Regions from separate parts of the Homo sapiens genome. Here all the other regions are linked to region 2. The links are chromatin contacts, found by Hi-C or POLR2A ChIA-PET in ENCODE. All regions are on one chromosome and are shown on one strand. The core of a region is the stretch at or near the end of the contact, and the rest is flanking DNA. Distances in the headings are between cores, read along the strand shown.

Evidence for each region. A loop is a pair of places that touch in the nucleus more often than their neighbours do. ChIA-PET counts read pairs that join two places held with the same protein, here RNA polymerase II (POLR2A). Pooled maps may share reads with other maps.
Region 1: a map of K562 shows a loop between it and region 2 (3-fold over the local background). The contact joins two enhancer-like sites. A Hi-C loop is called at or near these places in 1 of 168 maps with a recorded cell type or tissue (K562), 1 of 37 single-sample maps with no recorded cell type and 12 of 50 pooled maps. POLR2A ChIA-PET finds 5 or more read pairs at or near these places in 2 of 52 experiments (activated CD4-positive, alpha-beta T cell and activated T-cell).
Region 3: a map with no recorded cell type shows a loop between it and region 2 (2.7-fold over the local background). The contact joins two enhancer-like sites. A Hi-C loop is called at or near these places in 3 of 168 maps with a recorded cell type or tissue (CD4-positive, alpha-beta T cell, HepG2 and head of caudate nucleus), 1 of 37 single-sample maps with no recorded cell type and 3 of 50 pooled maps.

Annotation. Positions count from the first base shown.
Region 1 is chr18:35,157,455-35,160,469 of GRCh38, forward strand. No RefSeq gene overlaps it. Among named protein-coding and RNA genes, the nearest start is that of ZNF397, 82 kb to the right of the region's middle. Within about 2 kb of position 1,582, at least 5 of the 41 ENCODE cell types and tissues checked have a DNase peak (open chromatin) inside an H3K27ac peak, as active enhancers do.
Region 2 is chr18:34,859,127-34,862,366 of GRCh38, forward strand. All of the region lies in intron 16 of DTNA (dystrobrevin alpha), which reads left to right. Among named protein-coding and RNA genes, the nearest start is that of DTNA-AS1, 93 kb to the left of the region's middle. RefSeq lists a silencer at 519-813 and enhancers at 1,416-1,515, 1,526-1,655. Within about 2 kb of position 1,550, at least 6 of the 41 ENCODE cell types and tissues checked have a DNase peak (open chromatin) inside an H3K27ac peak, as active enhancers do.
Region 3 is chr18:35,121,123-35,124,429 of GRCh38, forward strand. The region is part of intron 4 of MAPRE2 (microtubule associated protein RP/EB family member 2); the gene reads left to right. Among named protein-coding and RNA genes, the nearest start is that of MAPRE2, 81 kb to the left of the region's middle. Within about 2 kb of position 1,914, at least 6 of the 41 ENCODE cell types and tissues checked have a DNase peak (open chromatin) inside an H3K27ac peak, as active enhancers do.

The DNA.
Region 1 (3,015 bases), core at 332-2,831, 300 kb after region 2:
ACATGGTCTGCCTCTCTGATGGCAATTAGATCCTCCCTCTGCTCTCCCCTTCCCTCTCATTTGCACTAAGGATTGAGAACCTTAGCAGTGAATACCAGAGCTTGAAAGGATGCACAGGGAACGAAGCCACGAGGAAGGATCACAGCATGCTGATGTTATATATGAGCAGTTGCTCTGAAATAGAAAAAAGGTGAAAGTGGTCAAAAGAAAAGAGAGGCCTGGGCACAGGGACTCCCACCTGTAATCCCAGCACTTTGGGAGGCTGAGGCAGGAGGATTGCTTGAGGCTAGGAGTCTGAGACCAGCAATGTCAACATAGCAAGACCCTGTTTCTACAAAAAATGTAAAAATTAGCTGGGTGTGGTGATGCACACCTGTAGTCCTAGCTACTTGGGAGGCTGAGGCAGGAGGATGGCTTGAGCACAGGAGATTGAGGCTGCAGTGAGCTATGATTGTGCCACTGCACTTCAGCCTGGGAAGCAGAGCAAGACCCTGTCTCTAAAAAAAAAAAGAAGAAAAAGCAAACACTCAGGAAAGAACCAAGGAAGGTTTTAAATACGATTTTCTGGAATCTAGTTGACCAGATTTATAGAGCTCACATTTATGTGTAATTAACATAAGTCAGAGGTAACTTAAATGAGTCGCTTCCTTGCAACCCAACACATTCTCATGAAGTGAGGTTCTCGAAAGGGAATAACTTTCCCAAGTTGATAGAACAGAAGGGACCTTCAAGACAATCCAATACCAAGCCCAGCTGAGCACCTAGATGACAGCTAGCATCACCTGCCAGCCCTGTGCGGGAAGAAGCCAACTTGGACATCCAGCCCCCTTGGGCCTTCAGATGACTCCGAGCATCTGTCCATCTGACAGCAACCACAGGAGAGACCTCAAGCAAGAACTGCCCCGCTATCCCATGGAACCATAAGAGAATAATAAATTGGTTCAAGTCACTAAGTTTAGGGTGGCTTCTTGTGACACAGCAATAGATAACTAGAACAATGTAGTTGACAGTGAAGGATAGATTTCATTTTGTTATTTTATACAGGCATTTTGCAAAAAGAATGTGAATTGAGTCACATTTATGCTGTAACAGCTGTGAAATAATTTGAGCATATCACTTTGGTGAGCTTCATAAAATTAAGTGTAAAATGAGGGAATGAGACTAGGTAATCTTTGACATCCCTTCTGGCACTTAAAAATTCTGATTCCCAATAAACTACACAATGAAAAACAACATGGCCCCCAGGGGATAGTTACCTGAGCTAGGCAGAACTTTCCTACCCTAGAAGCGGAGGATAGGAGGGGTGGGGAGCAGGAGGATAGGAATCAAATGCAAGTATTTTTTATAGGCTGCTTCCCAGCACATAGTAGATGCCCAAAAAAGTTGTTTGAATGAAATGTCCCTTTCCTGGGTGCTTTGATTTAATTTGTTTTTCTCACTCAGTTATTTGATCTGAGGTCACTTCCCATGCAAATGAAATAAGAAAGAGGAATCAGAAACACAGACAGGTCCTAAGTGAATTTTTGACATAAATGAGTTTTTAAATGATCTCCATGTTGTTCCTTCACTCTCCTCTATCGACTTGTACTGAAGTTCCCAGAGTGTTCCAGGCAATGGGCATGTCTAAGTAACCTGTTGCCTCTTGGGTTATCCCACTCAGGGGGCTGAGCAGGTGGAAGCCACAGAGAAGTCACACATTATATACAACACTCATTCTTCATACAACCCCGTCTCTGCAATAAGGAAGTGGCCACATCTGCCTCCACCTCATCTGTGGCACTTTATTTTCCACTTCCTGAAAAGAAACAAAGCATCATATATTTACCATGCACACTGTCATGGCCATTACTCAGTTTGTGATGCAATGGATGGGACAAGTGTCGACTCCTCCAGCCTTTCCAGAGACCCTGTAACTGCAGAGAGGACCATAGGGCCAGGAGAAACAGGGCCAGTGAGAGACTCTGATGTCACTCCTCAGACCAACATCACTCTGCGCTGTTCAACAGCAAACAAGCACATACTATGATGACAAGGGAGGTAACTAGGCTAAAAGAAGCTCATTAAAAATCAACTTTATCTATAAAAATTTCCTCTTCTTCCTGCCCTGCTCTCTCCCCACAACTTCCTTCTCCTGAAAATACCTTCGTTAAACTAAGGACTAGAAAACCTGGGTTATTTCCAAAGGGAAGGTCATGGGAAACGCTTCCTTTGGACAGTTTTCTTCATTGGTTATAATTTAAAAAACAGCTCAGGGGTAATTTAAAACACATATTTTACTGGACATGCTGTTCACTTTCAACACAGAAATCATGCTATATACCTTTCTCCGTATTCCCAACTTCTGAATATCCAAGGAGGAAATCCAGTCATTGCCTCATTCATGAGGATAATGGCTCCCAATTGCCCAGTGAGAACCCATAGCACACTCTGCTTTAGCCACCTCTAATGATAACTAAGGCAGTGACCCACTGATGGTCTATTCTCTGCTCCTTCCGACATGCACTGAGTCATTCTTCTACCAGCACAGTGAGTAAGGACTCGTATTTTAAGTGTGCAAGTTGTTGGGTTATTTACTGAAACTTACTCAGCTTCCTTCTCTGGAACCTAGAGACAATAGCAGTAGTCTTGTTGTATGCCCACAGCCTGGTATACAATAGGTGCTCAATGAATAATAGTGTCATACATGTGCAGGGCACAGTGTCTCATGCCTGTAATCACAGTGCTTTGGGAGGCTGAGGCAGGAGTATTGCTTGAGGCCAGGAGCTGGCCAACTAGCCTGGGCAACGTAGTGAGATCCCATCTCTAAAAATACAATAATAATAATAATAATAATCAACTAGCCAGTCATGGTGGCATGCACCTGTAGTCCTAGCTACTCTGAAGGCTGAGCCAGAGGTTCAAGGCTGCAGTGAGCCTTGATCAAGCCATTGCACTGCAGCCTGAGTGATCTCTTAAAAAAAAAAAAAGTTACATACATGAGCACAGTGTATAATTAACTACCTACATATAATTACT
Region 2 (3,240 bases), core at 300-2,799:
ATAAAGGAACATAAAAGCCTAGTCTTCTTTAGTCTGTCATCATAAAATACTTGAGTTAGAAGGGACTATAGAAGTCATCTTGTTACCAGTGAAGGGTCTTGACCACGAAGTTGTCCAGGGTCTTGGCATTTTGAATAAAGAATTGGACAAAACGCACAAACAAAGCAACAAAAGAATGAAGCAACGAAAGCAGATTTATTGAAACGAAAGTACACTCTACAGAGTAGGAGCCAGCTCCCGTAAGCGGTTCAAGAGCCCTAGTTACAGAGTTTTCTGGGGTTTAAATACCCTATGGAGGTTTCCCATTAGTTATTTGGGTACACCCTGTGTAAATGAGGACTTGGCCCAGGACCACTCTGATTGCTTGCAGGAGGCGACCAATCAGAGGCTGAAGTGAAGTTACAAAGTGACATCCTATGCAAACATTTGATTGGTTGCAGGAGGGGACCAATCAGAAGTACTTTCCATTATTCATCTGCCTCACCATACAAAGGGAGTAGCCTCGGATCCTTTTGTTACTTGGGTGTGGAAAGGCGAGGTTTTCCTTTCCATTCAGTTCTAGGAAGTCAGTACAAATCGTCCTTAGTTTCGCTGCCTCCAGTCCCTATTCTCCTGACTCAATCAGATTCTGCCGCTGCATTTCAGTGCACTTCTCAGAGTCAGAAGCTAGGGAGTAGCAGGCCTTGGAAAAGAAATGTGGTTTCTCCTACTACTCCCACGCTGCAAAATGAGTCTTGCTGTGGGCTCCATTTCAGACTAGCTTCTTACCATGCCTTGAATAAGGCTGGTATTCCAGTGTATTTATGTGGCAAACAACACAAAAATAAATTCAAAGACATTCCCTCGTATAAATATCATACTGTTCTTTCACAAGGCACCTGTAGTTGGGAAGTATTACATTCTTTTCTTTTTGTTTTTGTTTGTTTGTTTGTTTGTTTGAGATGGAGTCTCACTCTGTCACCCAGGCTGGAGTGCAGTGGCACGATCTCGGCTCACTGCAACCTCTGCCCCTCCAGGTTAAAGCAATTCTCTGCCTCAGCCTCCGGAGTAGCTGGGATTACAGGCGCGTGCCACCACGCCCGGCTAATTTTTTGTTTTTTTTTTTTTTTTTTTTTTTTTTTTTGGAGAGACGGGGTTTCACCATCTTGGCCAGGCTAGTCTTGAACTCCTGACCTCGTGATCCACCTGCCTCGGCCTCCCAAAGTGCTGGAATTACAGGCGTGAGCCACCGCGCCCAGCCCATTCTTTTCATCTTTCAGTTTGGGTGCCAACTATGTTCCAGGTATATCTATAACTCTGAGTCATACTTTTTATAGTAAGTACAGATGCCTCTTTGCAGAAACCCTTGTCAGAATTAGTCCTGTTTTCTTCTTCCATACAAAAAGACGAAATGAAGCAAGTTCTTTATGACTATGTTTGGATTTTACCAAGTTCCTGTTGATTGCATGGATGTTTCCGGAGGCTCTATCTTTGCTCTGCTCTTCAGACACTTTAACACCTGAGCACGGCAGAGCTTTGTTTTTCGTTAATGCATACTTTCATTTTTGTCTTAAAACCACAATGAACTTTCTCAACGATCATGTTTCCCTTTCCCTTTTCACTTTCGCCACAAGAAAACTGAAAGCTGAGTCACAGCCAGAAGTGACAATGAATATGAATGATAGGCATTTCTATGTGCTAATCTGACGCTTTGCTGCATACTAACTCTACATACACTGTCCCGTAAAATTACTGTAACAAACCTAGGAGATAGGCAGTATTATTCTACTCGTTTAATGGATAAGGAAACTGAGATTCACAGAAGTCACACAGAAGTTGCAGATATCATACCTTTCACTTAGTGTATATATTTATGTACTTATATATGATTTATAAGGAGAAATTTTTTCTTAGAAAAAAATTTGTATAATTGTGTGTAATTTATGTATATATTTCCTAAGAAAAAAATTATCTTGTATAACCATGATACCATCTTCAATTCGGGAAAGTTAATGTTGATATATGGTATTTAATATAAACCCATATTAAAATTTTGACAATTGTTCTAACACTGTTCTAAAAGAAAGTAGCTTTTAACGGCCGGGCGCGGTGGCTCACACCTGTCATCTCAGCACTTTAGGAGTGCGAGGCGGGCGGATCACGAGGTCAGGAGATCGAGACCATCCTGGCTAACACAGTGAAACCCCGTCTCTACTAAAAATACAAAAATATTAGCCGAGCGTGGTGGCAGGCACCTGTACTCCCAGCTGCTGCAGAGGCTGAGACAGGAGAATGGCGTGAACCCGGGAGGCGGAGCTTGCAGTGAGCCGAGATCACGCCACTGCACTCCAGCCTGGGCGACTGAGCGAGACTCCGTCTCAAAAAAAAAAAAAAAAAAAAAAAAAAAAAGAAAGTAGGTTTTAACACACATATACATTAGAAATAATCTGACAGACTATCAGAATAAAGGCACTTCTTTAGAGATGAATACATGTAGTGCTAGGAAAGGAAAATCACTATTTAGTCTTGTTTTCTCATTCTCCTTGGAAGGTGGAGGTTACACCACAGATTTGTTATTATACCTACATTTGGAAAACGCTGGTGGAAACTTAGAGAAGATTGAATGAAGACACTCTTAAATTAATTTTTAATTGAATTCGATGTCATATTTTTAAGAGATTACTACTGTAAGATAAATGTACAATTAGATTTTTTTAGTGTTGACTAATTCTAAATTAATTTGCCATTACTCTTAATGGCAAAAACCGCAGTTACTTTTGCACCAACCTAATAATACCAGTTAACGTTCTCTGATAGTTTTTAAATGCTTCTCTTAGTGTTTCTCACCTACAGTTTTAGAAGGTTGCTTTAACCCTCTTCCCAAAGTGTTTCTGTGGCCAAAGGGCCAAAATTACAGAACAGTATCAAGAAGAGAACTGGAAAGAAATCAGAAACATTATCTATTCTTGTACCAAAGACTACTGTGGATGTACCTGGAACACCATACACAGACAAGGTCAAAAAAAAAAAAAAAAAAAGAGAAAGAGAAAGAACACCTCCTGAATTTGTCACTGAGGAATATTCTTGAATGGGGCAAGGCTTTTGAAATTAGAATGCTTCAACCCAGGAAGACAAAGACTAAAATAAGATACCATTAAAGCATATAAAATTATGATGTTTCTCATCCTCTGGATTCAGAAAAGAAGCAATTTTAAAGGAAATTGAAAGAAAGATTGCTTCAAGAGTAAGCAGTCCTTACTC
Region 3 (3,307 bases), core at 664-3,163, 260 kb after region 2:
TCTTGGCCATGAAGGATAAAGCCAAGTCCAGTGCTTTGATTTGCTTCATCCTTCTGAATCCATTGGGCCTCATATGCCCAACTTGTTGCAGCGTTTTCCATAAACATTAAGCAAGCTACTAGTTATTGACATTAGACACGGTAATGCCCTGGCTTCACTAAGGCAGTGAATCTGACCACTCCGAATTTTTTTACAACTATGGTTAAAATGTCAGAATCATATTTATACCCCCAAATCCTAAAGGCATTAATTAAGACACAACTGCTCAAAGACTAGCATTGTAAATCATGTCCAGTGAGCAAATTCAGAGAATTACAGGGACTTAGACAGAATTTATGCTTTTTTCCTCTGCTTCTGAGATTCCTTTTTATTTTGAAAGGTAAAATTAGGGAGGTAGAAAAGCTTGAGGGCAAAATGGTTACTTGTAAACAGGGCCACTACTAATTATGTTCTCAGGACATCCTCAAATGCAGCTTGAAAAAAAATTTGAAATGTTTGAATCAGCTGCAAGAAAAAAAAATCTATATCTGTATTACAGCCAAAGTAGGTGCACTCTCTGTAAAAGCTGTTATGTAAATGTTTTCCACATAAGCATCATTGAGCCAAGAGGCCTGGTAAAGGTACAGAAGTCAAATCACTGATGGAGTGGGGCATTCTGGGAAGCAAGAAGATAGCTATTGAGGACTTCAGTATCTAAAACCAGGATTGGATGCTGTCAGAGACATGTTTGGAGCAGTTTACGAGATTGGAATACAGATGGTAGCTCACATAAAAGTATTCTATCAATGTTAAGTTTATGACATTGATAACTGTGCAGTTTTGTGAGAACATTCTTGTTCTAGTGCCCAGGTAAGGGGGAAAGAGTATCTGGCAGCCCCAGAAATTTTAGAGTGTGGTTGTTAGAAGGCAGCGAGACCTAGAAAGCAAATAAACAAAAACAAGTTCTTAACTCTAAAGAGTTATGCTGTATGTTAGGATATTGTCTTTTATTTATTCTGAAAAAGAAAACATGAAATCATTGAATATAATGAGGACAAAAGGTTTCATTTTTATTTTTATACATTTAGTATTTCTTAATCATGTGACAGCTGTGAGGGGTAAATTACTTCCGTTTCAAATTGCAGCTTGGGATGATTTAATGAGCCCACTTTACATTTATTTGAAAACAAGCTTTTAGTTTAACTGTTAATTATGGGGTTTTTTTGTTGTAGTTGTTGTTTTACCCAAACCTCGGAAGATACTAAGATCTTTCCCATGCCTTTCCTGTTCTTTAATTTCTTCACATTTATTCATTTGAAGGTAAAAATGTAGTTAAGTAGGCCTGATCTCACATATCCTCATGCATCATTTATTTTCCTGTTATCAGTTTTTCTCCGAACAATAGAATTTCAAGATCCCTCTCATTTTAAATATCAAATACTAGTTACCTAAGTGATTGATTATTAAATGTTTAGAATTTTTTTTCCATTTCTTCCTTCACTCAGCCTGCACTGTGTCCCCGTTAGTGAGGCTTAACGGTGGGGCAGAAGCGGTGCTTCCATCCCACATGTGTGTAGGTGGTGGAGCAGCAGAGGTTGCCGAGCCTGATTTTCATCGCCTGCACCTCTCTCATCTCAAAGGGATCCAGGAGGTGCACGTGTGTGTGCCAGTGGGAAAGCCCTGGGGCCCTAGGCCACCACCTGACCTTTGCCTGATTCGTGAGCACAGATGCCATTTTAGGGCCGAGACTCTGCTGAACCACAGCTTGGTGAGTCCAAGCCACACAGGCAGGTTGAAGTTGGGCTCTGTTAACAGAAAGGGATATTTCCTCAGGGGAAGAAAACAAAACAAAACCTGTTTCCCCAAGTGGCTGTGTGTGGCTAGAAGGGGGAGAGCATCAGTAACTGCAGCAGCTGTGCCCTCCCTCCCTGCCGTGAGCCATGCTGAGCGCCTCCAGCGGCCGGGGATTCTCCCTGCGTGTCTCACTGCTCTCCTGGCCAGTGTCCTCTGCTTCTTCATAGTTGCTCTTCCCCGATAACGTGGCTTTGCCCAGGGGTTTGGCTTGCCATGACCCCTTCTACATCTTATCAAACATTTCAGTTTTTTTTTCAAGCTCTGTTTGATAATACCCTGAGAATATAATTAGTGGTAGCCCTTTATTGTAAGCAATCAGCTTCTGTTTCTTCCATGATTTTTTCTTTTTAAATTGACATCAGACTGGATAAGGCCAGATACCAGAACATGAGTGTGTCTGATGATCCTAGCTCAGTTATTGCAACGACTTTTTTGTTGCTGACCTGCCTATGAAAGACTGCCAGGGTGGGTGGGTCGTCACATGCTATCTAGGGAAGCCCCCTCTGCAAGGCTGTGTCCCTCAGGAGGGGCCAGTGAGCATGGCACAGGCTTGGACAGCCCAGCATAGACCACTCAGAGTTAAGCATATACTGACTGAGTTTACTCCACCTCTCCTAATTGTGTAGGTAAGGAGCCTAAGTAATTTACAGAAGGTAATCTTAAGAGGAAACCAAGGAGGAGCTCTCTTTCTGGGAGGCTGATGGTTTTTATTTGGTTTCCTTCTTGTCTTGCTGGTTCTTTGTGTCTGTGACTTTGACATTGGCATCAGCTCCTCAAGCTTCCCCTGGTGTCCTTACCCTGGAGAGATGCCTCTGCTAGGTCTTATATAATGAATTATAAAAACTATTATTGAATTTCTCTGGGTTAGGCACTGTGATTGGTGGTGAGAGCATAAGGTGACTAAAACAGATGAAACACCTATGTCCTAGGGTTTATGTTCATGGGAGAAGTAGACATTAAAGAAATAGCTGTACCACAACAGTGGAAAGTGTTCAGGGCACTGTGGCCTCCCAGACAAAGTGACATCTGAGCTGAGACTGGCAGGGTGGTAGACCTACTTGCTCAGAGGAGGTAGGGGACAGGAAGGAGGCAGAGAGAATACAGCCTGACTTGCATGGTGTATTAGTTCTTACAGTGCCATAAAGAACTGCCCAAGACAGGATAATTTATAAAGAAAAGAGGTTTAATTGACTCACAGTTTCTCAGGGCTAGGGAGGCCTCAGAAAACTTAAAATTATGGCTGAAGGGGAAGCAAACATGTCCCTCTTCACACGGCAGCAGGAAGGAGGAAGTGCCAAGCAAAGAGGGAAAAAGCCCCTTAAAAAACCGTCAGATCTCATGAGAACTCACTCAATATCACAAGAACAACATGGAGGTAACCGCCCCCCATGCTTCAATTACCTGCCACGGGGTCCCTCCCACAACATGTGGGGATTATGGGAACTACAATTCAAGATGAGATTTGGGTGGGGAC